7 separate regions of the Mus musculus genome follow, and regions 1, 2, 3, 4, 5 and 7 are each linked to region 6. A link is a loop called in an ENCODE intact Hi-C map of the cell type or tissue named here. Cell type or tissue: left cerebral cortex. All regions are shown on one strand. Region 1 has its middle 88 kb from the start of Sec23a. Region 2 has its middle 120 kb from the start of Sstr1. Region 3 overlaps Gm30687 (a long non-coding RNA gene). Region 4 overlaps Gm30687 (a long non-coding RNA gene). Region 5 overlaps Gm30687 (a long non-coding RNA gene). Region 6 holds the start of Sstr1 (somatostatin receptor 1). Region 7 has its middle 130 kb from the start of Gm46329.

The links. A loop is a pair of places that touch in the nucleus more often than their neighbours do. Peaks named below come from ENCODE experiments on the same cell type or tissue, not always from the same donor. Only the 100,000 strongest peaks of a DNase experiment are listed, where the experiment ranks them.
Region 1: a loop joins it to region 6, with 6 times the contacts of the local background. A loop is called at or near these places in 7 of 42 quality-filtered maps.
Region 2: it touches region 6 in a loop (2.8-fold over the local background); 2 of 42 quality-filtered maps call a loop at or near these places.
Region 3: it touches region 6 in a loop (2.2-fold over the local background); 10 of 42 quality-filtered maps call a loop at or near these places.
Region 4: a loop joins it to region 6, with 3 times the contacts of the local background. A loop is called at or near these places in 9 of 42 quality-filtered maps.
Region 5: a loop joins it to region 6, with 8 times the contacts of the local background. A loop is called at or near these places in 2 of 42 quality-filtered maps.
Region 7: it touches region 6 in a loop (4-fold over the local background); 13 of 42 quality-filtered maps call a loop at or near these places.

The regions. Positions count from the first base shown.
Region 1 is chr12:58,921,760-58,925,759 of GRCm38, forward strand. It overlaps the pseudogene Gm47647. Among named protein-coding and RNA genes, the nearest start is that of Sec23a, 88 kb to the right of the region's middle. In left cerebral cortex, a CTCF peak has its summit at 2,488 (motif pointing left); DNase peaks (open chromatin) are centred at 1,923 and 2,484.
Region 2 is chr12:58,085,649-58,089,648 of GRCm38, forward strand. No RefSeq gene overlaps it. Among named protein-coding and RNA genes, the nearest start is that of Sstr1, 120 kb to the right of the region's middle. In left cerebral cortex, no CTCF peak of the experiment used is centred here; a DNase peak (open chromatin) is centred at 1,863; H3K27ac peaks cover 1,868 bases.
Region 3 is chr12:58,642,807-58,646,806 of GRCm38, forward strand. All of the region lies in intron 1 of Gm30687 (a long non-coding RNA gene), which reads left to right. Among named protein-coding and RNA genes, the nearest start is that of Gm40427, 130 kb to the left of the region's middle. In left cerebral cortex, no CTCF peak of the experiment used is centred here; no DNase peak of the experiment used is centred here.
Region 4 is chr12:58,636,618-58,640,617 of GRCm38, forward strand. The region is part of intron 1 of Gm30687 (a long non-coding RNA gene); the gene reads left to right. Among named protein-coding and RNA genes, the nearest start is that of Gm40427, 120 kb to the left of the region's middle. In left cerebral cortex, a CTCF peak has its summit at 1,849 (motif pointing left); a DNase peak (open chromatin) is centred at 1,852.
Region 5 is chr12:58,512,148-58,516,147 of GRCm38, forward strand. The region is part of intron 1 of Gm30687 (a long non-coding RNA gene); the gene reads left to right. The region is part of intron 2 of Gm40427 (a long non-coding RNA gene); the gene reads right to left. Among named protein-coding and RNA genes, the nearest start is that of Gm40427, 4.1 kb to the right of the region's middle. In left cerebral cortex, no CTCF peak of the experiment used is centred here; DNase peaks (open chromatin) are centred at 645, 793, 2,012 and 2,411; H3K27ac peaks cover 2,140 bases.
Region 6 is chr12:58,210,622-58,214,621 of GRCm38, forward strand. Sstr1 (somatostatin receptor 1) reads left to right here and starts at 1,183. Exons shown (of 2, transcript NM_009216.3): 1 at 1,183-1,260; 2 at 1,625-4,000. The coding sequence starts at 1,972. The coding sequence ends at 3,147. In left cerebral cortex, a CTCF peak has its summit at 1,835; DNase peaks (open chromatin) are centred at 145, 1,117, 1,367, 1,826 and 3 more places; H3K4me3 peaks cover 3,366 bases; H3K27ac peaks cover 3,348 bases.
Region 7 is chr12:57,823,623-57,827,622 of GRCm38, forward strand. No RefSeq gene overlaps it. Among named protein-coding and RNA genes, the nearest start is that of Gm46329, 130 kb to the right of the region's middle. In left cerebral cortex, a CTCF peak has its summit at 2,319; DNase peaks (open chromatin) are centred at 238, 2,310 and 2,705.

The DNA.
Region 1 (4,000 bases), 710 kb after region 6:
GGAGTCTTGTACGGCATCTGGAGTGTACCAGGCTCAGTGTCCACTGTTCCTAATCTCACCCATTGGGCAGCTGGTGACTGGTGCAGAGGGCTGTAGTGACATTCCCAAGGTCACGAGCAGTACGCGGAGCTCCTTGTTTTAATCTCTGATCTGTCCCAAGTACATGGAACAATATTTAGCTCATTACATGTTCTCCATCAGCAAATGATTTGATTGGTCCCAGGAAAAAGCAAATTTAGAAAACGATTTAGATTAACCCCACTAGGTGGTGAGATGCCACCCAAGCACTGCCATGGAGGGCCTGTGCACTGACGGGGCAGAGAGGTCTGTTGACATGTTCCCAGCATCTTCCTGACTCTACTAGATTGTTTTCCTGCCATATCTCTGAATTTTACTGGACACCATTGCCCTTACCCTCAACAAAACAAGTAGGCAATGCCAGTTTCCGGATAAACACATCCTATGTGGACATCATTGGTGTAGATATTAATGAGACACAGGCCAACATTTGTTTTGTTCTGAGTGTCCTGGGGCTAATGTGGAAACTTTCTCTCTATTTACTATGCTCAGTGGACAGATATCTGAGTCCTGTACGATGTCAGACAATGCAGAACAGCAAGGAGGAGCTGAGTAAAGAGGGGATGAGTGTTCCTGGCAGAAGGCACCTATCCCCATGTCAATCAGGAGACCCTTGGCCTCCACCCTCCCAGCCGTGTACCGCCAACTGAGTCTTACCTCTCTTAACCCTAATCCATCCCATCACGTAAGCACTCATAATTTTAATGACCATTTATGATTCAGCCCAAATGACTAAGCCTTAAAAATCAGTCCCTTAATTTTTCAAGAAAAAATATGACAACTTTTTATTATGTGGTGGCTAGATAAGTGACTGCCAGTGTAGCAATACCAGATTTCCTCATGAAAAATAAATTTTACATACAATTGTTAGTGGAGTCGGTAGTATAAATGTCAGATAAATACAGTGTAAATGGCGGTTAAGAACCGTCCTATTGGGCTAGACCAAGGGCTTCATGGTTAAGAGCAGTTGATGCTCTTGCAGAAGACCTGGGTTTGGTTCCCAGCACCCACATGGTAGCTCATAACTGTCTGTAACTATAGTTCCAGAAGATCTTAATGTCCACTTCTGACCTCTGTAGATACAAGGCACTCAGTACACAGGCAAAACACACACACACACACACACACACACACACACACACACACATAAATCTACAAGCTTTTAAAAAGAACAGTGGTATTGCTATGACCTTTAAAATAAATTAGACTTATTTTCACTTCAAAATTTCTCTTTAAAGTCTCTAGACCTTCTGACTAAAATGCCCAAGCTGATACATTTTCTTCACTAAGATGTATGTTCTGCCCTTTTGATGCTTTTGCAACCAAACAAAACTATGTCTATTGTATATTTTAATTCTTTGGAGTGTTTATTGAACTAATACATCTTGAGATAAAATGAAAACATAGCTAAGCACTAGATTTCATTGCCTAGAGCAATTATATTTACAGTAATCATGATATAGGATTATTGAAATTACATATTGAAGGAGGCAACCATTTATTTACAAACATGGTAAGCAAAATACTTTGGAGGTTTAAACAGTTAACACAAGAAAAATACTGGCAGTGTGTAACACTAAAATGGACTGTTTCTGATACAAGATTTCTTAAATAGCAAAGTAGGATGAATTCCCTTATAGCTTTTGGCATCTATGTCAGTCTTTTTCCTCTTTGTGTTAGTTCTAATTTATTCTTTGCATATACCTGTCTGGGCCAGAGAAGTGACTTTAGAAACGCTATGACAATCTGCAGTTTTTGAGATGAAGTTGATGTCTGTGAAACCCGGTTATATCTTACAAGAGACTAGCTCCTGCGGCTTCCCTCTCTCCTTAAGGTAGGCGAATAGGTGCCTTCTCCATCTCCACGTAACCTTCACCCGATTCTTCTCCTCAGAGGTGTCCTAAAACACAATAGGCCCCAGCTCTGGACTGTTGGGAGGTCTAGGGCCAAAGATGCAGCCACGGGGACTGCATTCCCTCTGGTCCGGGGAAATGAGATCTTCTCTTGATGACGCCGGAAGTCTGAATATCAGAGGAGGTGAACATAAGGTGAGCTCTGAAGCACATGTCGTGACAGTTCTCCACAACTCTTGGACTGACCAGCAACTACAGGCCTTCTGGAAGTGTCCTTTCCTGCCGGGACTCCTCTCTGTTTAAGGATATCACCAGTGTCTCTAACCCAAAAGACTTTCAAAGGTTAGCCATTGAAACTTGCCAGGAGATTTTCTAGTTAAGGGTCTTGCGTGGTCTCAGTGATGATGTTTCTGGTGTGCTGGAAGCCGGCTTTGTGCTGCTGTGTCAGACTGGGGTGATCACCAGGCAGTGACTTTACCCCATCAATGGGCTTGTGGAACATTTCTAGAGTGTAGGTCATGGGCTGCCATAAAGATTCAGAATGGTGTCTGGGGCCCTCCAGTGGCTATTGGTGAAATAGCAGTGAGGCTTTCTAGGTCTGTTTGCAGTCTCTTTGGAAGCATCTATAGGTAATAAACATGGTGCAAGTTGTCTTCCTGGTCTGGGTCAGGCTCCAGTTGCAAACCATACCTGGAGAAGAGTTCCAGAATACAGTCCTTTGTGTTGGCGAAGTCAGAGCGGCAGGAGCTTGAACGTAGCCAGTCCATTACATCATCGGTCAAGAAGCAGAAAAAGGCTGAAATTAAAGTTCTTAAAATGTGCTATGTTCCTGAGTATTTTACTTCAGAAATAATGTGAACCTACCTCCTGACACTAATACACATAAGTATGCTTGTTTTCAATTAATACATCATCATCATCATCATTATTATTATTATTATTATTTCTTAGCTTATTTCATCACCAACACCCCCCCCCATTTTAAATGGCTGTTGTATTTGCTCACAAAATGGCATAACTACAATATCTAGTATTAAAGCTGAAAACAGAAACTAAATACCAAAGTACCTCAAAAGCATTCCCTTAAAGTAAAATTAAACGGCAAATGGAGAGCCAGGCAGTGGTGGCACACGACTTTAATCCCAGCACTCAGAAGGCAGAGGCAGGTGGGATCTCAGTGCATTCGAAGTCAGCCTGGACTACAGAAGTCCAGGACAGCCAGGGCTACACAGAGAACCCGTTTCGAAATAACAACACAAACAAACCAAAAAAAAAAAAAAAAATGTCAAGGGGTGGTGATGTAGATCAGTGGAAGAGTTTACTAACATGTTCAGTGCCCTCAGTCTCGGTCCAGTTCTCAGCACCAGAAAGGGGGGAGGGCACTCCACGAGTGACGCATGCGCATATCCCCAAGAACTAACTTGTCCAATGCCCTCAGTCTCGGTCCAGTTCTCAGCGCCAGAAAGGGGGGAGGGCACTCCACGAGTGACGCATGCGCATATCCCCAAGAACTAACATGTCCAATGCCCTCAGTCTCGGTCCAGTTCTCAGCGCCAGAAAGGGGGGAGGGCATTCCACGAGTGACGCATGCGCATATCCCCAAGACTTTGGCAGGAAGACCAGAAGTTAAAAGTCATCCTCCCTATATTGAAAGAACACAGCCAACTTGAGTGACGTGTTTCAAGGAGGAGAGAAGTCAGTTAAGGAGATAATAAGTAAGACTGAGATTATTGTGTACAAAACAGGAAATTCTACCTTATTCCCAGTGAGGGAAACGTATATAGGGGCTGAGGTTAGCCGTTCTCACCCTGTTTTTAGAAATAAAAACTTGAATGAGAAAGAAAGTAAGGGCATGCTCCTGGGACATACACAAGCTGTGCACTGGGCTTGGGATCCGCAAACAATAGAACACATATGCTGCCTTCTCTTCTAGAAGTTACCTGTGAGGGAAGGACCGGCTGAGGAAACCCCACATCACAAGCAACAACGAAGCGCTGCCCACGTACTGAGAGCTCCGCTTCTGTTAGGACGTACACTGGTCCCCATAGCTCGCAGGCAGAGAGAGGCTA
Region 2 (4,000 bases), 120 kb before region 6:
ATATACGGTCAGATATATTGTTTGAGAGCCGATAGAGTGACATAAGAGAACTATTCCTTATGGCTTCAGCTCTTGGTTTACCTTCAATATTTTTTAGAGCTGAGCAGTTAAGACTTGCCAAGACTTACATAGTCTATACAGAGACACACTGGTTGCTGTTGTTCCTTCTTCTAGATAGTTTCTTCAAGGATATCTTTATTGGAAGCAGCTTTGGAAGATGAAATCTCTCCATGCAGAAATATGAGACACTCAGAGAACTGTTCCTAAAACCTGTGCTACTGAGCTGCCTTTTCACTCTCTCCAGTTATCAGTAAGGGTCTTTCTTCAAAGAGCACTCCTCTATCTTTGTAATCTTTGTCTATAACCCAGTAATGTACCCTGAATGATATACCCATTTGTATAAGTGACTTTAAACAGCTTTAAAAAAAAAACTTGCCTAAAATCCATGTTTCAGATTGCTAAAGCAGGAGGGCTTCAAACTCAGGCATCAACGAATCAACCTAGATACAGGAGAAGACTGTCTCAACAGACAAAGTTATATGTACAGACTTCAATTAATAATTGTTCTGTGTTAAATGTCTCTTTGAATAATAATTGATAAGTCTGATGATGGAAAAAAGTTACATATATTTTCTGACTGATGTGCTAATGGTAGCCCATGTCTAGTACACAAATGTCCTCTAGAGTTACAAATTATTTTGCACCTGAAAAATCTCTGCTAGATTTTACTTTATGATTCTGTTGGCAGTGAAATTCAATAAACCTAGCACATTGCTGTCATTAAAATATGGCCTCTCAAAATAGTTTTCTCAAAATAGGCTACAATATAAAATATTTAAAATTTACTCTGGATGTTGGAGGGTGTGTTCATGAGTGTCTACATGTAACCACAGTAGGAATCTATGGCACATTTGTGGTTTGAGATCTAGAACAAAGTTAGTGTTCAGAAAAATCTCAGAGTTAACTAAGATTATGGGGAATATATATTTGTGCTAATATATTAAAAGTTCTATTGAAGAACTCATGAGAGGAATGGTTAGTGATACCCTAAGAAAGCCTCATAGAAGAGAAATTTAAATGAAAGTTTAACTGAGGACGAAGCATTTCTAAGTTAAATTTCAAACCACAGGAGGTATATAGCACGGGATACTGTACTCAAAGCAGGGCATACTCTGTAGGTCAGGTTTAAGGTGTTCACAGGGCAAGAATCTTTACTGTATTGTTACAGTCTATAAAGGCCAGCAGTTCTTTTGAAAATTTGCTTTTAATTAGCACACAAAGTAATGAGCTTTATTATGGCATTTTTATACATTGTTTTTGCTGATTTCCCTCCTCTAATTCCCTGTCAGGAGTACCATTCTGAGAAGTAACTGGCCATGGTTCACCTAGCTTTAATTAGTTGCTGCGCTTACAGAATTCTAAAGTTAAAACTGTAACGCATACAGTCTACACAAGCCCTAATGTACACAGTTTCTTGAGCTCTAAAGATTTCCACTCAGATGAGGAAAGATGTTTAATGTGCTACTTGACCAACCTGGGCAGAGATATGAACAGGATTAGCAGACAAGACTGCAAACTAACAACAAAGACCAGGCTGTCGGAAGCAATGGTGCAATGGTGCATAAGAAAATGCAGATGAACTCAGCTCATGGCCCTAGGTATCTCACTGCTTCAATATGCTGTGCACTGTGTCAATTTGCATTCACCAGTCTCCTCTGAGTCATCAAGAAAGATTACATCATAGAATTTTATAATCAGACTAGAACTCAGAGGTTGTCCTGTCCCTTCTACCCAAAAAAATTATAACCTCAAACTGAGACCCACGTCTCCTTTTCTGCTGAAAGTGAATTGAATCCATACTTGTGAGGCAGCTCTCATTTTATATAGCTCTGAAGGTGTAAAAGTCTCCATATGTCACACTAAAATCTTCCTTGAGGATCATTTCCTCCCACAGGGAGTTTCTGAGGAGATGGGATAAAAAAACTACTCTCTTTTTTCATGCATGGGATTCTATTTGACATAAGAAGAAGGGGTAGAAAAATAGATCTGCAGACAGTTTCAGCCTCTAAAATCTCAGCTATAGGAAGAAAGTTCCCGACAAGTACCAGATCATTAATTTTCTTCCAGACTTATAGCAGCCTTCAGTCATGCCTGCATCCATAGTGATGATGTTCGTTTGGATACATTTCGAAATGCAAAGGCAGTGTCCTTAAATGACACACAGACAGCTTTAGGCGCACCTTGAGGTCCACTTTCAGCAATTTGAGATAAAAGCAAAAATATTGCAAAGTTCTTCCAAGGATGAGAGAGGAGGCTGTCTACACTTGCCTTTTTCTTCTGTGACAGGGACAAGACGGTCTCTCTTAAGTTGAGCTCACAGTGGAAGAACCAGAATAAACACAACTACTTTTTATCTTTTTCTAAGTCTAAGTAACTTGAAGAGCATCTTATTTTCTCCCGTGCACAGCCATAGAGCATCTCAGTTTATGATGTGTTTGTGTTCCACTCTTTTAAGAATCTGCTTCTCACTCTGACTGAATTCTTTTCTCTCCTCCTCTCCTCTTTTTTCCCCCCCTTCCTCTCTTTTCTTCCTCCTGCCTCTGTTTCCTTGTTTTGTCCTCCAGGATGATCTAAAACTTGTGATTGTCCTGCCTCATCTTCCTAAGTAGCTAGGATTATCAAAGCATGGCCCAGCTCCTGTATTTCTCTCCTTTCTGCTGCTCAGAAGTGTACCTACTACTCCCTCACAAACTTCTGGCTATTTTCAGGGTCGGGATAATTCCTCAGTGAGCTATTACATACGTTTACATAGGATGTCACATACTGAGCTAGAGTACAAGAGTAAACAAGAAAGTAGAAATTTTTTTTTCCTCTCATACTACTAAATAGTCAAATAATGTAGACTTATAAACAAATAATTTTGATAGAGTTTGATCTGTGTTGAGGAACCATGCAGAGTGCTGTAAGGACCCATACAATAGAGAGTTGCTCTGGATGGCTTAACAGAAGAAAAGGGTGAGACTGAGGGTTGGTAGGCATAAACTGCACACGGGTTTGCATGCGGACAGAACAACACAGGCAGTGTGCTTTATAAGGCAGAGATGAGAGAGCAGACTATATCCAGATACAGAAAGGCACTGCTCATGATTGGAATCTGAAATGGGGGTGACAAGAAGTGAGGGTTGAGGCAGCATAGATAATCAGGGGGAAGCTCACAAAGAGTCCTTAGAGCTATTAAGGAGTCTGGGCTTTGAGAGTGTAGCAATATGATCTTATTAAGCAGGTGGGGGTATGAGATTTGATAACATAACAATGGATTCTTTGAGATAAAAATGTTTTAAGTATCAGATTGGAAGCCAAAAAACAAACAAACAAACAAACAACGACAAAACAAAAACAAAAACAAAAAACCTAGTAGAAACTGTAGGACTGATCCAGAGAGAGATGGTGATCATGGTAGAGATGGAGGGAGGTCGTTGGATTGGAGATTCATTTAAGCAATAGAGTCAGAGAAGAGAGAGCTTGATTTAAAGCTGAGGGTGGTACAGAAAGAGGAATTGAAGTTAACCAGCAGCTTTCTGACTTGAACAACTGCAAGAATGGAGGAAATGAAGTGGGGAAGACAAAAGAAAGCACACGAGAAGGAGGGAGGGAGGGAAGGAGGGAGGGTGGGAGGAATGTTAGGAGTGTGGTTTACAGTTATCTAAATGGGAAATAATTTGGATATTTAAGACAGTCACAGCCAGTAGCTCAGCATATAGCTGCAAGGTTCACAGAAAAATAAGATTTCAATTCTTATGTAAAGATCTTATCGTTTTAGTTGTAATTGGCACTTGAGGGATAATTCCAGACCACTAGAGATGCTGTGCAGTAGAGATCTGGGTGTGACACAGAAACAGTTAAGCCATAGCAAGGGGACTTTGCTTAGGAGCTGGAGTCATGCTCTCCAGTGACGGAAGACAGGAAACCCAGAGGAGTGATGTCATGTAGACAAAGAATA
Region 3 (4,000 bases), 430 kb after region 6:
TAGATCAAAGACATCAACATAAAAACAGAAGAAAAAGTGGGGAATAGTTGAACACATTGGCACTGGAAAGGCATTTCTAAACAGAACAGGAAAAGGTCTTTACAAATTATGTATCTAAATAGAAAGTTAATGTGGATAGATAAATAGATAGATAGGAAGATAGATAGATAGATAGATAGATAGATAGATAGATAGATAGATAGATAGATAGATAGATGGATAGATGGATAGATAGATAGACGATATATAAAAGAGAGACAGGCAGACACATTCACATGGATATACACATTATTTGTATATATACACATGTACATATATACATATAAACATTATATATAGAGAGAAATAAAAACACTGAACCTCAAGAAAACAAATAACTCAATTAAAAAATGAGGTACAGAAATAAGCAGAGAGTTCTCAAAAACGCAAGTGCCGGAGAAACAGTTTTAAAAATGTTCAAGATCCTTAGCCCTCAGGGAAATGCAAATCAAAGCTACTCCGAGATTTCATCTTGTACCAGACTGAAACACCAAAGTTAATAAAACAAATGACAGCACATGCTGGTGGTGAGGGAGCTGGGAAATGGGAACACTCATTCATTGCTGGTGGGTTTGTACAAACACTATGGGAGTAAGGATGGCAGTTTTTCAGGAAGCTGGGAATCAATCTACCTCGAGATATACACCACTCTTGGGAATATGTACAAAAACTCTACGAAGACATTTGTTCATCCACATTTGTTGCTGCTCTCTTCATAATAATCAGAAACTGGAAACATCCTAGATGTCCATCAATTGATGAATTAAAATATGTTACATTTATGCAATAAGACGTTATTTCAGCTCTAAGGAAAAAATTGAGATTATGAGAGTCACAGGTAAATGGATGGAGCTAGAAAAAGTCATTCTGAGATCAGTGCCTTGCCCAGCCCTCATCAAGAGAAGCTTCCTCTTGCAGTAGATGGGAACTAACACAGAGACCCACACCTGCATGATGTGTAGAGAGTGGTGGCTTCGGCATACTCAGTCCTAAATGTGGTGACTTCCTGAAACCCCTCCCATCAAGGCTCAGGAGTCTGTAAAGAAGAGGAGGCAGAAAGACTATAAGAGCCAGAAGTGAAGACTCCAAGGAAAGAGTATCTTCCAGGACAGAGAAACTTAATATATTTGTGAACTCTCAGAGACCGTGGCAGCATGCATAGCATGTGCACAGATTCAAGCCAGATGGGGTCTCAGCACTGCAAGGGGAATTGGTCACGTGCTTCACCCCTAAGCAAGAAGCTATGTGCAGGAAATGCCTGCTGACAGAGGGAAAACCATTTTCTCCAGGGCAGCCAGGCTCAGTATGTTAAGGATACTTCAGCACAGGGCCCGTGATCAATTATATTCTTTCAACATTTTGTCTTATTTTGCTTTGTTTTGACATTTTTGTCTTATTGGCCTTTTACTTGTTTATTTTCATTTCTTTGAGGGGTGTTTCTTGGGGATTTTTGGGTTTGGTTTGGTTTGGTTTGGTTTGGTTTGGTTCTCTTCATTCTGAGAGAGAGAAAGAGAACATAAAGTTGGGTGGATAGGTCATTGGGAGAATCTTTAAGGAATTGGTGGTAAGGAAAAGTGAAATCAAAATATATTGTGTGGAAAATGTTTTCAAGAAAAAATAAGCATAGGAAAATCATTTCATGTCTTATTAAATCCAAAGATGCTCCTAAGTGAACCCCTTCAAGTAAATCTCAAATCAATCAGGTGTGTTAAAAAAACAAAATGAGGTTTTCCTTTCTGAACCGTTTGGTCTCAGTAACTGGAAACTCCACCAGAAGCCATTCAAGTACATCATTCAGTAGATTATATGATTATTAAAGTGTGGTCTTTTGTGGTGTTTAATGAGCTGGAAACTCCATTTTTAATCTTGGCTAATGTTCTGTCAGGTGTCAGTCATCATTTTATTAATGAATCTGGACCATACTGTATATTAAATTGCTCTGAAAATTTATTAGATCAAGAGAGGAGCAAAAATAGCCAATCTTTATAGCCCATGGAGACAGAACTCATGGAAGATGTATTCTAACATCACAGTTGGAAGATGAATATGATAGTAAGAATAGCTGCAGAATTGCAGATAAGGCCACGAGAGTCATATCAGGAGGATAATCCTGAGAGTGGAACTTTGGTAGTCATTGTGACTTGTGCATAAGGTGACACGAGTCCAAAGCACAGTGATGACTTCCACATACTAGACACAAGGCCAGCAGTGTGAAATGTATATTCCCTATCCAAGTGGCACTTAAAAGTTAATTTGTGAATGATCTTAAGGAAAGGGAGATAATAGAACACAGGTGATATGAAAAAGGAAAAATGAACACTTTGGGGTGGTTTATGTGGGGGGAAGGTAGGGTTAAAAAAAACGGGCAGGGAGCAGAGAAAGAATAACTAAAACTAAGGACATTTGAAAACAACATATGAAAACCTACTGTTTTATACACACATACACACAAGTTTAAGTAGAATTACCCTACATGAGGCTGGGGGTAGCACTTTTCCCAGAAGCCATATATTGTCAATAAAAGGTCCAGTGCCAGGTGAGGGGTACCACCTGTCATGGGGTCCCAGAGAACCCCAAAATATAAACTGTTACCATTGCTCTTGGTTGCCCATCATAGCTTGATGGTAAGATTCTACTGCTGAAGACATTGCATACATTAATCATAAGACATGGATAAATCAAGCTAATACTGACCTGGAAGCTCCGTCCCTGATGCTTAGCTTTCATACTACTAAAAAATGCTACACAGGCTGCCAGGGTAGAAAAGCCATCTCAGCCTTGGCCAACTGTGAACACTGAGAGCTACAATAACGACTGACTTGGACATATAAGCCCATGAGTACATGAATATAGAATGAATAGTAGCATGAATGTTACAGTGATAAGCAACCACTTTCTGATTGGATTTAACAACTGTTTAGCAGGAGGAAATTTATAGTTGTACTTAAAAACGTGGCTAACAACTTGGCTGGAACACTCATAGGCCGCAGGGGTGAACCTATTACTGTTATTTTGTTAAATGAAATTAGTATCGAACTGTCTTTTAAATGTGTATCTTTAGAGCCATAAATTAGTGCTGCTATTTCTCAGTCATCATCAGAAAGGTGTGTTTGTGCAGTAGGTGGTGACTGGTGCAAAAGTTTATAACTGATCTAAGAGAGCATATGTCTGTGGGGAGCTGTTGACAGCTAATGCTGCTAATGGAAATAGAGTCAGTTTTCTTTAAGGGAGTGATCTCTGGTAGGTTGGCCATGCTCCAGGGGAGAACCACACACCCATTAGTAGCACTACTGAACTCAGTAGGTTATTTTAAAATGATATGAAGTTAGAAGGGAGATGAGGGAATCCAAGAGGACTTGGAGAGCATGGACCAAGGGTGAAAATGAACACAATATATTGTGTACATGTATAAAATTCTCAAATAGTAGATAAAAATATCACATTCAAAGTAACAATGCCTAAAAACATTTTAACATTCCATTTTATATTTTCTGTTGGCAAATTTGTGCATCTCTCTAGCCAACCAATTGGCTATTATCCTTTCCAACATAAGTCTTATTGCTGTATGGTATTTTATGTGCCAGAAAAAGCTAACATCCCAAACAATTTGTAAAGTAAGCACCTCTATAAAATCTCCTTTTTATTCATGCCATGCTTTTTTCTCAATTATACTCACTTTGGATATTACTTATCTTTTCAACAGTATTCTGGCATGTATTACTTAGCTTGTAATAAATAACTGTATGTGTTACTTTGGTATATGTCTTATGTATACCAATTCCTGGTCTGTTTTTTCCCATCAGCATCTAAACAAATTTCAGGTGAGAGACTAATGTGGATGATGGACCTTGTGTGCAATGACAACATAGAATGAGTCCAGTCACTGCTGCAAAAGAGCTGGTCAGTTGTGTAAGAAAGAAAACACCCAGTGTAACAACTAGACACACATTTTACTCTCGTC
Region 4 (4,000 bases), 430 kb after region 6:
TTGTTACTAACATTTTAAATCTTTACTCACTAGAAAATTAAGATTTATAAGCATGGTGGTCTACAACTTCAATCATAGTACTTAAGAAGCCTAGCAGATGGATCACTGTGAGTTCTAGGCCAGCCTGGTCTTCTTAGAGAGTTCTAGGTCAGCCAAGGCTACATAGTAAGACCCTGCCTTAATAATAATAATAATAAGCTGGGCATGGTGGCGCACGCCTTTAATCCCAGCACTCAGGAGGCAAAGGCAGGCAGATTTCTGAGTTCGAGGCCAGTCTGGTCTACAAAGTGAGTTCCAAGACAGCCAGGGATATACAGAGAAGCCCTGTCTCGAAAATAATAATAATAATAATAATAAATGATAAAATATTTAAACATATTGAGCTCACAGTGAAATTGTGTTTATGTATATGTTAGGACACAAGTATATGTGAGACAAAAATAATTTGGTTCTAAGATTCACACAGAGCCAAGAGTTCTGCACTGTGGTGGAGCACATAAACAAAGTGAAGTTCAGGGGAGGTCACCTAACAAATCACCCCCAAAGGAAGATATCCACCTGGCAGGAAGTAGTCAGATGTAGTTTTTGGTTCCCATAGTTGCTTTGAATCACAATTCAGTGTTTCAAAAGTTATACATAAACCTTCCATTTTGAGAAAGCTGGAGAAAAATGACCAAAACTCTGAGGGTGAAAAGGGGAAGAATAGAGACTCACTTGAATAGAGGTGTGGCCCTGAAATTAAAGCTAAAAAATAAATAAATCCCTTGGCCTTCTGACATCTGTGAAGCTATGGCTGCTACAGTCTTGGGACTGCGGGAAAGCTTCTTCAGACCCCAGGGTTTCCAGGCACCTTTTCCTCTCTGAAGTTTCTCTCATGCTTATTTTTCACTCACTCATTTCAGCTACTTCCTGAGGCCTTTGGTGCCGCATGAGTTATTACCACCTTCAAAAATTCTCCAAGAGTCAATGTTGCCTTCTCCTTTTCTGATGTGGATCTCCTTGAGATTCTTGCAAAAGCAACAATAAGCATGTACATTTGTTGAGCCTCTGTTGTTCTGACAGTTTCAAAGGTCTCCCAGGTGTTGTCACCCAAGGTCTTTTAGGGACAGAGCAGCCCTTCACAGCCTCCCTCTGCATGTCCTAGATCAGACAGCTGGGTCTATTTTGTGAACTAGAGACTACTCTAAAACCAAATGTCACAATATAGAAACACTGTATCTGTCTTCTTTATTTGTAAATGCAGCATAAAGAGACACTTTTTAATTACCAGACAAGACTGCTGCTTTCGTTTGTAGCTGGATCACCAGGCAATCCCCTCCCTCTGTCGTGAATTCATTGATTCACTATCACGGCATCACTTTGCATAATAATGATTAACCATTTCTATCATCCGGACACTTCCACACGTTTAACCAAGTCTCCTTCCTAACACTCCTGAGAGGGAGATAAGCTTATTATCACTTTATGGGAAATCAAGCCAGAGCAGAATCATTAAAATCATCTCTGTGTGGTGGAGAAAGCTGATGTAGACATTAAGTTAATGGCTCCCTCTTCTGAGATTATCGAATCACACCTAACTCCTTTAGGAAAGTTAGCAGAATTTTACTGATCTGAAGAATGGCTTTCTCATGTCCAGTGACATAATGGATTTGTACAGTATCTAGAAAAAGTCATCTTTAAACAGAAACTCTGACAACTGAATATTTCAAGCATTAGTATATTAATAGTAGAATATGATTATAATTCATATATTATATTCCTACAAACTTGCTCCATTTTATTCATAATGTTCGACTGTTGTTGAACTTGTGAGTTGGTTTAAGCTTCAAGAACAGAGTGGCCCCTAGTGGTGAACCACTTCAAATTTTCAACAGGTACAAGTCAAATGTGTCACTAGTTATTTGTTATGATAACCACTTCATGAATGAGAACCCTACTGTCGCTACCTGTCAAGAAATGTGATTCTTTCGGAGTTAGGAATCTCACATTTCAAACATGTACAATCTAAAAATGTTGACAGGATGCAAGCAAACTATATGTGTGTATATACATACATACATGCATACATATATACATATATGCATGTATGTATACATACATACATATGTCCTATCTGACATGCTTTAAAACATGGTGCAAAGGGCAATTTGTTTCTTCCTAAATAATTGCACATGTGTAATAATATGATAATACCCCTCCTAAGATAACAACTCAAGAATTATCTACCACCAATCACCTGTGTAAGCAGTACCTTGACTTTAAAGCTCTTAAAAATGCAAGCATGGAGACCAGGGAGCTAGTCATGCTAATTAACTCACTGTGCCCATAACAAATTAATTTTGAGTGAGGAACAAGCAACTAGAGAAAAAGGCCAAAGTCTCAATTAGTTAATCCAAATGCAACATAATTATTCTCAGAAGTCCTTTGCCCTTTAGAATAAAATAATCAAGTCAGAGTGTCAGGAGCAGGGATCAACCAATGTTGACAGCTTGGAATTGTTCCTTTGCATCCCAGTTTGAAGCTCTGTTCCACAATAGAAAGATTTGTTGACTGGAGACAGCAGCATTGACAGGGTGTCATAGACTATCCATAACAAGCTCCACCCTCAGAGAACTCATCTAAGAGGAGAGGCTGGCAGTTCCTCCACTAGCCAAATTCCTGTTTCAAACTTGCTTCTCACAGGAGAACTAAATTGGACAGGTCCTGCTCAAGGCACTTGGCAACCATCTTCAATCACAAAGTTGTGGACATGAGTCTGCTGCACACTTGACAGTATTTTATAAAACATATTTTATAGTTCTAATAAATTAATGTGGATACTGTTTTGAATGTTTAGAAAGTGAAAGTATGAAGGAAAGTATTCCTAACAACTGGCCACCTAGTTCTTTTATCAATTCTTCTCCTTATCAGAATCTCCAATGGCAAGGGAGGCAGCAGGGGCAGGGGCAGGGGCAGGGGCAGGGGAAAGGCAGAGGCGCAGAGGCAGAAGCAGAGGCAGAAAGGCAGAGAGAGGCAGAGAGAGGCAGAGGCAGAGGCAAGGCAGCAGCTGGGAAAGCAGCAGCTACCACAGGGCCTCTTGGGACTCTCACATTTATACCTTCTCCAGACTTTCCAGAATTAAATTATCTCCAGCTGACAAAAATCATGCCCTTGCCTTTGCCAGAGGCAAATCATAATCACCTGTTGTGAAACAGCCTCTTAACCCATACCTGGAACAAAAACAAAAACATTTTCACATAACTGGGTTTTTAAGAAACCAAAATTCTCTCTACACATTCTTACTACACATTATGAAAATACCAATTAAAAGACAAGATAAACAGCTTGGATTAGAAGACAGAATTTATCTTATTGCTGCATCCAAAAAAAACCACTTCCCTACTATGTTTTTACCATCAAGAGACCACTCCAGGGGAAAGGTATTCCAAGCAAGTGGACACAAGAAGCAAGTAGGTGTAGCCATTTTAATATCTGATAAAAATAGACTTCAAACCAAAACTAATAAAGAGATGGAGAAAGAAACTACATTCTCATCCATGGAAAAAAATCCACCAAGATGATATTAAAGTTCTAAGCATTTATATGCTAAACACAAGAACATCCAAATTCATAAAAGAAGCACTACTATACCTAAAATCACATATTGATTCTCACATAGTGGCTACCCTCAATCCTCCACTCTCTCACCAATAAATATGTTACCCAGAAAAATAACTAGAGAAATCCTGGAGCTAAATGATGTCAAAACCCAAATAGACCTAACAGATAATTACAGAACATTCACCCAAACACTAAAGAATACACTTTCTTCTCAGAAGCTCGTAGAACTTTCTCCAAAGTTGACTACACATTTAGACATGAAAGAAGTCTCAGCAGGCACAAGTAAATTAAAATAACCCTCTGCATCCTATCTGATCACCATAGATTAAAGCTGTATATCAACAAGAGAAATATACAAAATTATAGATATCGAACAACTCAGTACTTAATGAAAAATGTA
Region 5 (4,000 bases), 300 kb after region 6:
ATTGAGTGTATGTGTGAGAGAGATGTATATGTGTGTATGTGGAAAGTGTGGTTTGTCTCTATGTATATGTGTGCATGTGGAGTTGCATATGTATATACGTGTGTGTGTGTGTGTGTGTGTGTGTGTGTGTGTGTGTGTGTGTTCTTAACTATCCCTTGGACAATTGATATTTGAGCTTTTTTAGCACATTCACTTGAGATGAAATCATTTTAGACAGCATTAAAATTCAAAGAAACATCAGTGTAAAATGAGCAACCTTCTTATGCTCCAGCAATGTCCTTTGGCCTGGGATGCAACTGTTCCCCCACTAAATAAACAGATTGCATGTTCTTTTTAATCTACTAAAACAGATTTTATATCATTTATTTGGCCATGGGTTAAATATGTAAATCCTTAAAGCATTCAACTCCCATGTCAAATACCCACATTTAAAACATATATATTAAATTTTAAGAAAATCTCTATTCAACCAGAACCTGTTAATCGACTTCTCTTAGAGCAAGTTTTAATGAGCACACATCGCTAGCCCTAACAGCATGCTGGGAACCAACAGTGTTAGCAAAGCTTGCAAAAGACTGAATTGTAGTGAGTAACTCATGCAGGAAAGAGATAGGATTGAAAATGAACACAAAAAGGGTTATGAGAAGAATGTGCGCCGCTTCTAAGTTGAGGAAGGATCAGGACAAAGCAGGAGAGCATAAATAATGAATTACTCTGAATTTCCCAACTCAAATTCAGGCTTATGAGCCGGATGCTGGCATTGCAGCCCCCTCCCCCTTCAGTGAGAACAAACCTCTCTAACAAAGTGGCAAAGAGCATACAGCAGCCCAACGCATGGCGTGATCATTAAGTCAATGAGCCAGCATTATAGAAGCAGCGTGCAGAAGTCAGCTGCTCCCAGCTCTCTGCTTTGCAGTACTCAGACACCGTTTTATTTCATTTGACTTCAGCATGGTGTTTCATTTTACTGTTACAAGGACAGTATTTTGAGATCAAATTCAAACTGTATCATATTCTCAAAAAAGGAAGATGCTGGAACAAAAAAAAAAATGCTGTTTTGGAATTTGACATTTTTTACTGATAACAAGTTGTCCCTGTACACAAGTTGTAAGGAAATCAAAACAATCAATCAACAAACACTACTACACACCCACCTAATAGAAAGCACTATGCTAACTAGAGTAGAGGATGAATACATTACTTTACCATCCTCTGATCCTTAAACTCTAATTCAAGATTGGCAAAATCTCCTGGAATACTTCTAATGACCAGGGACAGATATTTCTGAATTGTTTAACTCCTGTTTCTCAAGGTGACCTCGGAATTCTGGGGTTTTAAAATTATCACGAGATAAAGAAATATTTTTCACACTGATGACTCAGACGTTGCGACAGAATAAAGATTAAAGGAAACTATTAATAGGCACTATAAGATGCACTCCAAATGAATAACACAGGCATTAGGCGTTGTAGAATACCAAAAGAATAACTGCCCTTGTGGACAGAAGAAGTGCCCTTGCCAAGGCCCTTAGGTTGGGAGACTTAAGAGGACTGCTACCCATAAGGAGAATGGCAAGTACACTGAGAAGACATGACTGAGTGGCTGAGAGCAGTTCATCTGCATCTGAGCAGAGATAAATGAGGACCAGAGCAGCAAAGGGGATTTGAAAGGAAGCTTAGGGCTCAACGACAAAGGCCCCACCCAAATGCCACCTCTGGATGTTGGTCTTTCATTGAGTTCTATCTAGCACTGCTTTAACCCAGCGTCAGCTAGACCGGGTTTGGAAGTCCTGAGCTCTGAACTGGAGGGGTTTTGTTTGTTTGTTTGTTTGTTTATTCTAATTTGGCTCACTAACACCAATTCTGCCTTCTCTACTTTGATCTGTACCCCCAGGTTACTAACCTGGGACATGTACTCCCAGGCTTCCTCTTGCCTTCTAGCTTCAGTGCGGCTTTTGCAAGGCTCCAGAATAATATCAGAAGGCATAGAGAAAAACAGAGCAGATGTTTACAGCCCACATATCCTATCTGCCAGGCTGGGGCATAGGCAGCAGCTTGCTCATCTTCCTACATCTTGGCAGGTGTTTCCTTCCCATCATTGTACCTCTTGCAAAGTTTTAATATTTTCCCTTCCTTAAGATGATTTTCTTTCTCTCTCTCTCTCTCTCTCTCTCTCTCTCTCTCTCTCTCTCTCTGTCTCTCTCTCTTTCTTTCTCTCTCTCTCTCCTCTTTCTCCCCCCTCCCTCCCTCCCTCTACACACACATATACATAAATATATGCATGGTACAGCACTCTTTTCCTACTTGCTGTGATTTTTACTGTCTTCTATCAGTTAAACCCTTTAGTCTAGTCAGATCATTAGAAAATATCTCATTCTGTCTTCTTGTCAGGATTCTGACCTAAAAAAGTTCTACTTGAACTCGTGACTCTCCTGCCTCAGCCTCCTCATCGCTGGGAGAACAGATATACACATGTCCAGATCATTATCAAAGCAACGTTAATCACATATGGTGTATAAGTTTTCATTTAGTTTTAAACATCTGATAGATTTTTGTAGCAAAACATCACATTATCCTCTATAAATACTTAAGTATAATGTTTTATGCATAGCTAAAAATAAATTCAAATTTTACAAAAGTAACAAAGACTTCTACACCAAGAATTCATTCTTTCTGCATTTCTATTTTTCCAACATGTGTGTGTAGCCTGTGATCATCTTAAGGTAGAGTTGAGGTTGGTAGTAGAGACCCATTTTGACCAGGAGGAAATCCATAAGTGAAGAAGAGCATATGCCCCAGGCACAATGGCTCATTCCTACTGATCTGTTTTTTCATGCTGACAGTATCTTTGGATCTGTACTTTTTTTTTCCGTTCCGAGTTCTACTAAAAGACGTTAGAAATGTAATGCCCAAAAGCCAGATATTATAATGACTTTTGGGTGTTCTTTAGCACAATAGAGAGCAGAAAGTTGGCCATCATGTTTGAATCTCCGGAACATCTTCAGAGCTTTATTAATCATTACTTGCTGATCTCTTATTTTGATATACATGTGCTCTTTGCAATCTATCTACTTATTGGAACTTACCTATTTATATTGTTAGAATCAAATGCTTTCATTAAGCTCACAATGGATATCAGGGCTAGATATGTCAGGGGAAAAATTCTTTAAGAGCCACAACAGGTTTTTACCAATCCCAAATTTTATCCCTTAGATATATAAACATATATTATATTTATTATATAAAATATATTTCCTATATAATATATAATATACGACATAAAATGTATACATTTTAAATGTTCAATTATATATAATTATATAATATTTGATATATAATATATAATATAATAGTGTATGTATTATATGATGTATATTATATGATTATATAATATATAAATGTATATTATATGTATTCCCTTGCCCTGTCAAGTTTTTGTTTAATGGGCTATATGTCATGCCTGTAACTCTGTTCCTACGTGTTTCACAAGAAAAATTGTCCAGTCCAATTTTTAAAGTTATTTATTTATAAGCACTTACTACCCTGGCTCTATTTTGTTTGTTCTGCTAGATGATATGACATTAGTGGGCATTACAATGAGTCATGCCTAAAGCTATTTTGAAGGGAGTCACTCCTCAGAAGTCAAATAAGTTGGTCTGCTAACTGTAAGTAGATTCAATTTACCAAGAAAGTACACTCCAAGAAAGAACTCCTAACTTTTTCATCCATGTTATGACTGATATCTTCTACCCTTCCCTTGACAAGTAATTTAATGCCAAAGCAGTGGACAGCAGTTAATACCAAGAAAACAACAATATCAGAATCAAAAGCGTGGAAAATTCTCTTTAGTCCCTGTTCTCTTCAGAGTAATGAAGTCCTTATATATCTTTGTAACTTTAAGCCAATGAGAACATGTGTCTAATAAATTGTATGGGGTCAGTTTGACTCCTCAGAACTGATTTCCAAAAGGAATACATTTTGTATATTATTGAATTGTCTAA
Region 6 (4,000 bases):
TGGAGCACCCATGTGTAGGCGGTTGCTGAGAGTAAACAACAAGCCATTAAGGTATAAGCGTTTTGCTTTTGATGCGGTGTCCAGATTTGCACATTCTAGATTGTCCGGTATGAACAGCTTCTGTAATTCTAGTTCCCAATGTGCCCCTCTTGGTGGAGATGTGAGAGGGAGACTGAGGAAGATAAGCAGTTGCAAGCAGCAAAGCTCGAGTGAGCACTGGACTGCAGCAGGCCAGTCTTCCTGGCCATGCTTCAGGCTAAGACTTGCAGGGATTTCCTGGAAGGAAACAGCATTCATGAAACGGAATAGGTGATTGAATCCTTTGACAGAAAGTGACTGTAAGGCCAAAGAGTCCCTAAGTTCGGAGTCCTGGGAACTCCAGGGTCCCTTAAATATCAACATCCATTCTTTCTCAAACAAAAGCCTGCAGTTCCTAGACTAGGGATGGGAATTGTAGGTTGAGGAGCTTTGGACCTGGGATCTTAATATCCATATCTTAATGGTTTCGGCACTTGGGACACAGAGGGGTCATACCTCAAGGCCCTAGTTTTCCTTAGGGTTCCATGGAGGAAAGCTTGAATGCCTTGCCACTGATCCCAGGCTTCCATCAGTTGCTCAGCCAGCCACTCATAGATTAAGAGTTGGCACACCTGCCTGTTCAGGCCTTGGCGCTCTCCACTTCCATCCCCCCACCCCGCCAACTCTCCAGGGTACAAAGTACAGCCTGGACGCGCGGGCACAGCTGTTCCAAGCCGCGCAGCCTAATCTTTCCCTAGTGAACACCTACATGGATTTCCAATACGGCGCCAGGCAGGTTCCTGGGGCAGTGCCAGCCTCATCCTGAGCTCTCTGCCCCTCATCCTGATTTCTGCTGTTGATATTCCTAGGGGAGGTGGATGGGGCTCAGAGAACTACATGCTTTGTTAGAGAGTCGCAATGGTTCACTCAGTTCCCCTGAACACTCCCTGCTGCAGAGTGGAGGGCTACGGATGTTGTAACTCAGCATCCCTTAACACACCACTGTGGTCCTTCGTGCTCATACCGCTATTGGCTTAGGTCTAGTTTCCACCGCTTAGTGTTTGCGTGGGCACTTGTGCAGCGGCCAGCCCCAAAGGCAGTTGGACCTTGCAAAGAACGTCAGAGCGCCGCCAGACCTTACAAGCACTTTGCAAGGGCCATCTGGAGACATCATTGACTTGGGGATCTGAAGGCCTGAAATCTCCAGGTACAGGTTTAAAGAACTGGCAAGCAGGAAAGGAGGTAGGTGTTCAGGGTCCTGTCCTGGAGAGTGGCTTAGGGACAGGTGGAGTCGCCCCCATCACCAGAAGAGAGCAGCAGCAGAAAGAAATGAAGAACTCCAGACATAAATGTCTGGGGTTTGCTTCAGTCTTTACTTAGAGTAGGAGTCGGGTGGAAAGGGGCAGAATCTACATTCTTGACTGGCACCTACCCATTTGAAATGTAGAGAAACTCCTCAGGTCTGTCCTAGGAATGCCTGAAGATGCTGTGAGAGAAATCTGAAGCAATCTTTGAGTTGAGCTTAGAGGGGACTAGAAATGGGGGGGAGCGATGACGGTGGGGGAATAAACCACCTATGTGCCCCCCCCCGCCTGCTTTTTCGTAGCTGCTGACGCGATGGTGCCGCTTATTAATCATTCATCAGTCCAGAGCCTTTCCACTTAATGGATGTGCCGCGCTGGGCTCTAGCCTCTTGGCCTCTCCTCTCCACTCTCCAGTGTGCCCAGGACCCCCGGAGCTGCAAGAGAGACAGCGCTCAAGCAAGCTGCCGCTGGGTGATGCTCCCGGCGGCCTCAGTCGGAGCCGCGCTCGCCACAGCTGCTGCGCTCTGCCGGGTGGCGCCAGGCGGCGGTGAGCTGTGAGCTTGGAGCCTTGAGCCTAGGGAGGGCGCAGACAGCAAGGGCGCAAGGTGAGCGCCCCAGCCGGCAGCCGCACCGGCCCACTTCAGCTGGGATGTTCCCCAATGGCACCGCCTCCTCTCCCTCCTCTTCTCCAAGCCCCAGCCCAGGCAGCTGCGGGGAAGGAGCCTGCAGCAGGGGTCCGGGGTCCGGCGCTGCGGACGGCATGGAAGAGCCTGGACGAAACGCTTCCCAGAATGGGACCTTAAGCGAGGGACAGGGTAGCGCCATTCTCATCTCTTTCATCTACTCCGTGGTATGCTTGGTGGGACTGTGTGGGAACTCTATGGTCATCTATGTGATCCTGCGCTACGCCAAGATGAAGACCGCTACCAACATCTACATTCTAAACCTGGCTATTGCTGATGAGCTGCTCATGCTCAGCGTGCCCTTTCTGGTCACTTCCACGCTGTTGCGCCACTGGCCCTTCGGCGCGCTACTTTGCCGCCTGGTGCTCAGCGTGGATGCGGTCAACATGTTCACCAGCATCTACTGTCTGACTGTGCTTAGTGTGGACCGCTATGTGGCTGTGGTGCACCCGATCAAGGCAGCGCGCTACCGTCGGCCCACTGTGGCCAAAGTAGTGAACCTGGGCGTGTGGGTCCTGTCATTACTGGTTATCTTGCCCATCGTGGTCTTCTCACGCACCGCAGCCAACAGCGATGGCACGGTAGCCTGCAACATGCTCATGCCCGAGCCCGCCCAGCGCTGGTTGGTGGGCTTCGTCTTATACACATTTCTCATGGGCTTCCTGCTGCCTGTCGGGGCCATTTGCCTGTGTTATGTGCTCATCATTGCCAAGATGCGCATGGTGGCCCTCAAGGCTGGCTGGCAGCAGCGCAAGCGCTCAGAGCGCAAGATCACTCTAATGGTGATGATGGTGGTGATGGTTTTTGTCATCTGCTGGATGCCTTTCTACGTGGTACAGCTGGTCAACGTGTTCGCCGAGCAAGACGACGCCACCGTGAGCCAGTTGTCTGTCATCCTGGGCTATGCCAACAGCTGTGCCAACCCCATCCTCTACGGCTTCCTGTCGGACAACTTCAAGCGCTCTTTCCAGCGCATCCTGTGCCTCAGCTGGATGGATAACGCTGCGGAGGAACCAGTCGACTACTATGCCACTGCCCTGAAGAGTCGAGCCTACAGCGTGGAGGACTTCCAGCCCGAGAATCTGGAGTCTGGAGGCGTTTTCCGTAATGGCACCTGCGCTTCCAGGATCAGCACGCTTTGAGGCCGGGCACTGCCGGGAGGGGGGGAGTGGTCAGAAAGATGGAGCTGGGAAGCGGGTGGGAGGGAATGGTAACCCGACACCAGGTGCTGAAGTCATAGTGCATGACAGCGATGCAGCGCGCCTGGTTAGCTGGACCAAAGAAAGCTGTGTGACTAAGGTAAAAGGGAGAGATTTATGGATTAACTGTGACTGCTTTCGGGGCATCTGGTAGTCTGAGCAACTCTGTTCTCCAAACCCGATAATTTGCATCCTCCCTCCCAGTTCTACTAGTACAAACTGCAAACTTAATGTCGCCAACTCATTTCTGCTTCTTTAAGCTGAGCCAAGGTTACCATCATGTGTTTCCTTTGGGCTGAGTCCGTCCCCCCCCCCCCCCCCCCGCCCCTGCGCTGAACCCTGTTCCGCTGCGCAGGTCAGCGGGCCAGACTCTTTTCAGAGTGGCTACAAGACAGTCCCTAATCACCGCTCTCCTTTCGCAGAGCCTTACTGTCAAGGAAGCCCAGCTCGAGGATGTCTAGGCAACTTGTCTTTTCTACTCTCAGAGAAGGAAGGCACATTTTCCCTTGGGCCCTTCCTCTGCTCCACTCCATCCCGAGCAGAGCTAGGCGCTTAAGAAAAAGTTCTGTGCCCTGATCTCCAGTCTTGGTATAGTACCACACATATGCTTCTTTGGAGCAAAAAAAAAAAAAAAAAGGAGCTAAGAGGGAGCAGAAGGGCAAGTTTGTAAGATTCCTGGGTTGTGGGTGTAGATACCATAGAAACCACTCTCCCACAGAGCTCAGGACCTGAGCACTAAGCTCAAAAGTCCCAGCTAGGGGAGCTCCCCGCTGGTGAATAGCTTAGGCACCCAGGT
Region 7 (4,000 bases), 390 kb before region 6:
AGCCTACATATTTAGCCTCTGTATAGTTTATTTTGGCTGGTTTTATGAGAAAAGTTGTCTAGCTGTGGCTTCAGAAGATAATTTTTACTTGAGTTCATGCTAAAAGATATGAGCAAAGGTGGATGAAAGGGATTTCTGTCACTTGGGATCCTTCCTGAGAGAGTCATTTTTCTTGAAACTGGGTGGCAGGAGGGGGAACAAGAACAGTGGAAGGAAGAAGAAGCAGTGGCCGCAGGCTGTGCCTTGCTGAGGAGGGAAGGAACCCCTTGGTGGCAGTGGGTGGTGAGCAACTTCCTGGGGACACTTGTGTCTGCTGTTCTCTTTATGATCCATGAAGGGATCTGTCCCAGCAGGCCCGTTTGCAGCAGGTGGCTTGGGACGCATCAGTGCTTGCTTTCCATGCATATTAGTTCTCTTCCTCTGGGGGGCAGGAAAAGGCAGTGGAGCTTCATAGACCCTGATTACACTCCTCCGCAAATCCCTCCATGTCCAACAGTGATTCAATTTGCTTTGCCAGTCAGGATTCAGGCCACATGTCTTCGAATAATCCCCGATCACCCTCCTCTTCCTCTGACAATGCCTCTTGTTTCTACATATTCTTGGGATATTACAATGCAGACAAGAATAGGAATTGGGAAATTTGGCAGCATCTTTTAGCTATTATATAATATGAATGTAGGGTAAGCCAAGTGAGATAATGTGATAGAATATGATGTCTAGGAGACCATTTCCCCTGTATGCAAAGGGAACACACAGAATTGATACTGAAAACAAGTCTGTTTGTTTTAGGTCTGTTTTTTCTTTGTATCTGGCACTGTGGCAGGTGTGTAATGGATATTTAACCTATGGTATTTAGTTAATGTCATTTAGAAAAGTGAATTACAGCCACAAATTTTAATCACAACAGAAATATAACCCAATGTTATTGTGTGGTCTGGTCTATAAATAAGAACTAAAATCATTATGTAAGGTTAGTAAAGACAGAAAAGAAAGGTCCCTAGTTGGAATGAGATAGGCGGATAGGATTATTTTACGTTTCTTATTTTCATGTTGTTCAGGGGTATGAGTAGAAGGCTGTGCTGTTGGTTAACTGATAACCTGAAATGACCCGCTGTTCTACATTAGACTTCACATGTTCTCTCCTGCAGCTTGAGGTGCTCATGAAGTTGAATGAGGAAAGCTCTTAAGCCCAAGCAGAGGCAGAGTGTGATATATGCTCATTGAAACAGCTGACCCATTTCCTTCTGGGTTTGCTGACTTTAGATGGCAGGCCACAGGATGTGTGTTTGGAATGTAATGTAGATACTGCCTGAGTGTCAAAGTCCTTCCCATCTTAACTGGATGGGTCTATCCTGACCCTAATCATCACCCATGCTATTCTCAGGGTACCTTCAATGGATAAGGTCCCTAGCACAAAGCCACAGTCACCTACAGACGTGTGGTGGTTTAAATGAGAAAGGTCTCCCAAACGTTCTGGTATTTGAATACTTGTTTTCCAGCAAGTGGCATTATTTGGAGGAGATTTAGGAAATATAGCCTTGCTGGAAGAAGTGTGTTATTGGAGGTGTGATTTGAGAATTTGAAGCCTTGCCCTGCTTCCAGTGACTTCTGCTTTGTGCTTGAGGTGAGCACATAAGAGCTCAGCTTCCTGCTCCAGGTGCTCGGCATGCTACTTGCCGTCACACCTCCACACCACGATGGACTCTGACTCTCTGAAACTGTAAGCCCAAATAAACCCTTTATTCTACCAGTGCCTTGGTTATGATATTTTATCACAACAGCAGACAAGAAAAGCTATGGAACTAGGGCACTTGTAGTGTTCTCTGGAGATAGTTGAGAAGGCATTTCAGCAAACTGAAGGTGCTTTCTGACTCTTTGACACATCACCTGCTTTTCAAGCCACCGAGAACATGTTCTTACACTTGTTCGTTGCTTTTATGTGGTGTTAGACTGTTGTGTATGTCGTTGTACATATATCATCATCCAAGGACATGCAATACCAATTATTAGATGAAAATTTTATTCTCATAAGGGAAAATACTACTTAAACACTTCAGTTTTGTGGTCTGGCCAATGCAGGGGCATGGACATGGAGTGTTCCAAACTGAAGGATGCTGACTCTGTGGTGGGACTTAGTAATTCTCTTAGGAAACTGTAGGTTGTTCCCAATCTGTTTGCTGCCTTTAACTAATCCTGTCATACTCTTTACTGTATTCTCAGCAGTGTTCCTTCCTGCTTGGAGGATTCTTCTCACTGCTTTTCTGTCTGTCTTAACTCCCAAGTTACAGAGTTGGCTGCAAAACAATATATTACCATTAGGTGTCGCTGTATGACATAAAATGCACTCAAATAACAAGGAAATCATTTGGATGTATTTTTGAAAAGCACCCGTTTGATAGTGTAAGATAAAAACATCAAGTCTGAAAAAACTTGAAAGTATTGGTTCCTGTACGTAAGGGATGCATACAGAATAATTAGAGAAGTCTTAAGCTGTAATTTAAAGGAAGCAATATTTCTAAGTTTATTTTATTTTCAGGAGACGTTATAAAAGAAAACCTCAACCCTTTAGTTGCTGTTTTCTTGACTTATTTCTGACTTACATTCTCTAACTGCATTCCCATATGTCTTTACTACTCCACACTTTGTTCAGCTCCTGCTACTTGTTATGTATGGACAGTCACCTGTTTTGTCCTCTGTGTTTTCAGTCTATTGGGAATTTTCTTCCTTCCTGAAGCTCTGGCTTCACCTTGACAAAAGCTACTTGCTGCCATAGACAAGCTCAGACCTCAGTCCTCCAGGAAATCGTCCTTGATCTTCTCAGATAGAAGCATAATCCTGTCCTCTGCCTCTGTCTGCCACTGTATGGTGTTGCCACCACAGTGTTTCATGAACATTAGCTTATGTATTTATGCCTGTTTTGTTGTGAAAGAATTGTGATATCATAGCCAAAAACCTAAGCAGTAGTGATCATAATAAAGAAAACACATGAATTGCATAAAAACGGACAAAGGAGGATTTCATACTAGTTTTCTTTTGAAGAATGTCCAGTTACTAGATACTGGAAATTGGCCATACGATGATAACTAGAGGTAATGATAAATGGCAGTATATCAATGTGAGATGGGATGTATCCTACACAGTAGTGTGGGGAGCCGATCAGTACAATTGACTTTCTGGCTGTGATAATTGATGACATGATAAAGTAAACAGCTCATCAATGCCTCCACAGCTCTATTTAAGGCATCTTGCTTTTTAGCTATGCTTGTGTGTATAATAAAAATATAATATACTCTGTCTGTATTCGAGTCAGGAAATGTTTCCCTTTATCTATGCATTGATGATAAAATTAACAAGGGACAGAGGATGCTTGAAGGCTGTCTTAATTTCATTTCTTATCGCTGTGATAAAATACCGTGATACAAACAACTTAGAGCAGTGGGGAGTTATCTGTGCTCAGAATTCCATGTTACAGTCCACCTTTGCAGGGAGGTTAAGGCAGGCAAGAACTGGGAGGAACTGGTTGCATTGCATCTACAGTCAGAAGAAGGAGCAAATGAAATAATGAATGCATGCTTCTGCTTAGTTCCCGTTCTCCTTCTTACAGCTGAGCACCCAAACTGTGGGTGTGGCATAATCCACACTGGGTTGAGCCCTCTTGCCTCAGTGAACTTTATCAAGAGGCATGCCCACGAACGAATCTAACCTAACAGGTCCATCAACAGGACTCTCTTCCCAGGTGAGTCTAGATTGCAGTAAGTTAACAAAACCTCACAAGGAAGAGCTGTGGAAAGTCTATCCAGGTAAAAATGAAGGAGATTCAATTTGGACTACTTGGTCTATCAGAAAAATGAAGATCACATTCATTTCTTACTCTGTCATTTGTATTTGTGATTTTATTGCTGACTTGTCTGTCATTTTTCTTCTTGCTTGAAAGTGAAAATGTGTTTATTTCAGTCACAATTTTCCCAACAACCCAGTTTGGTTTTCTATATGCTTTTAA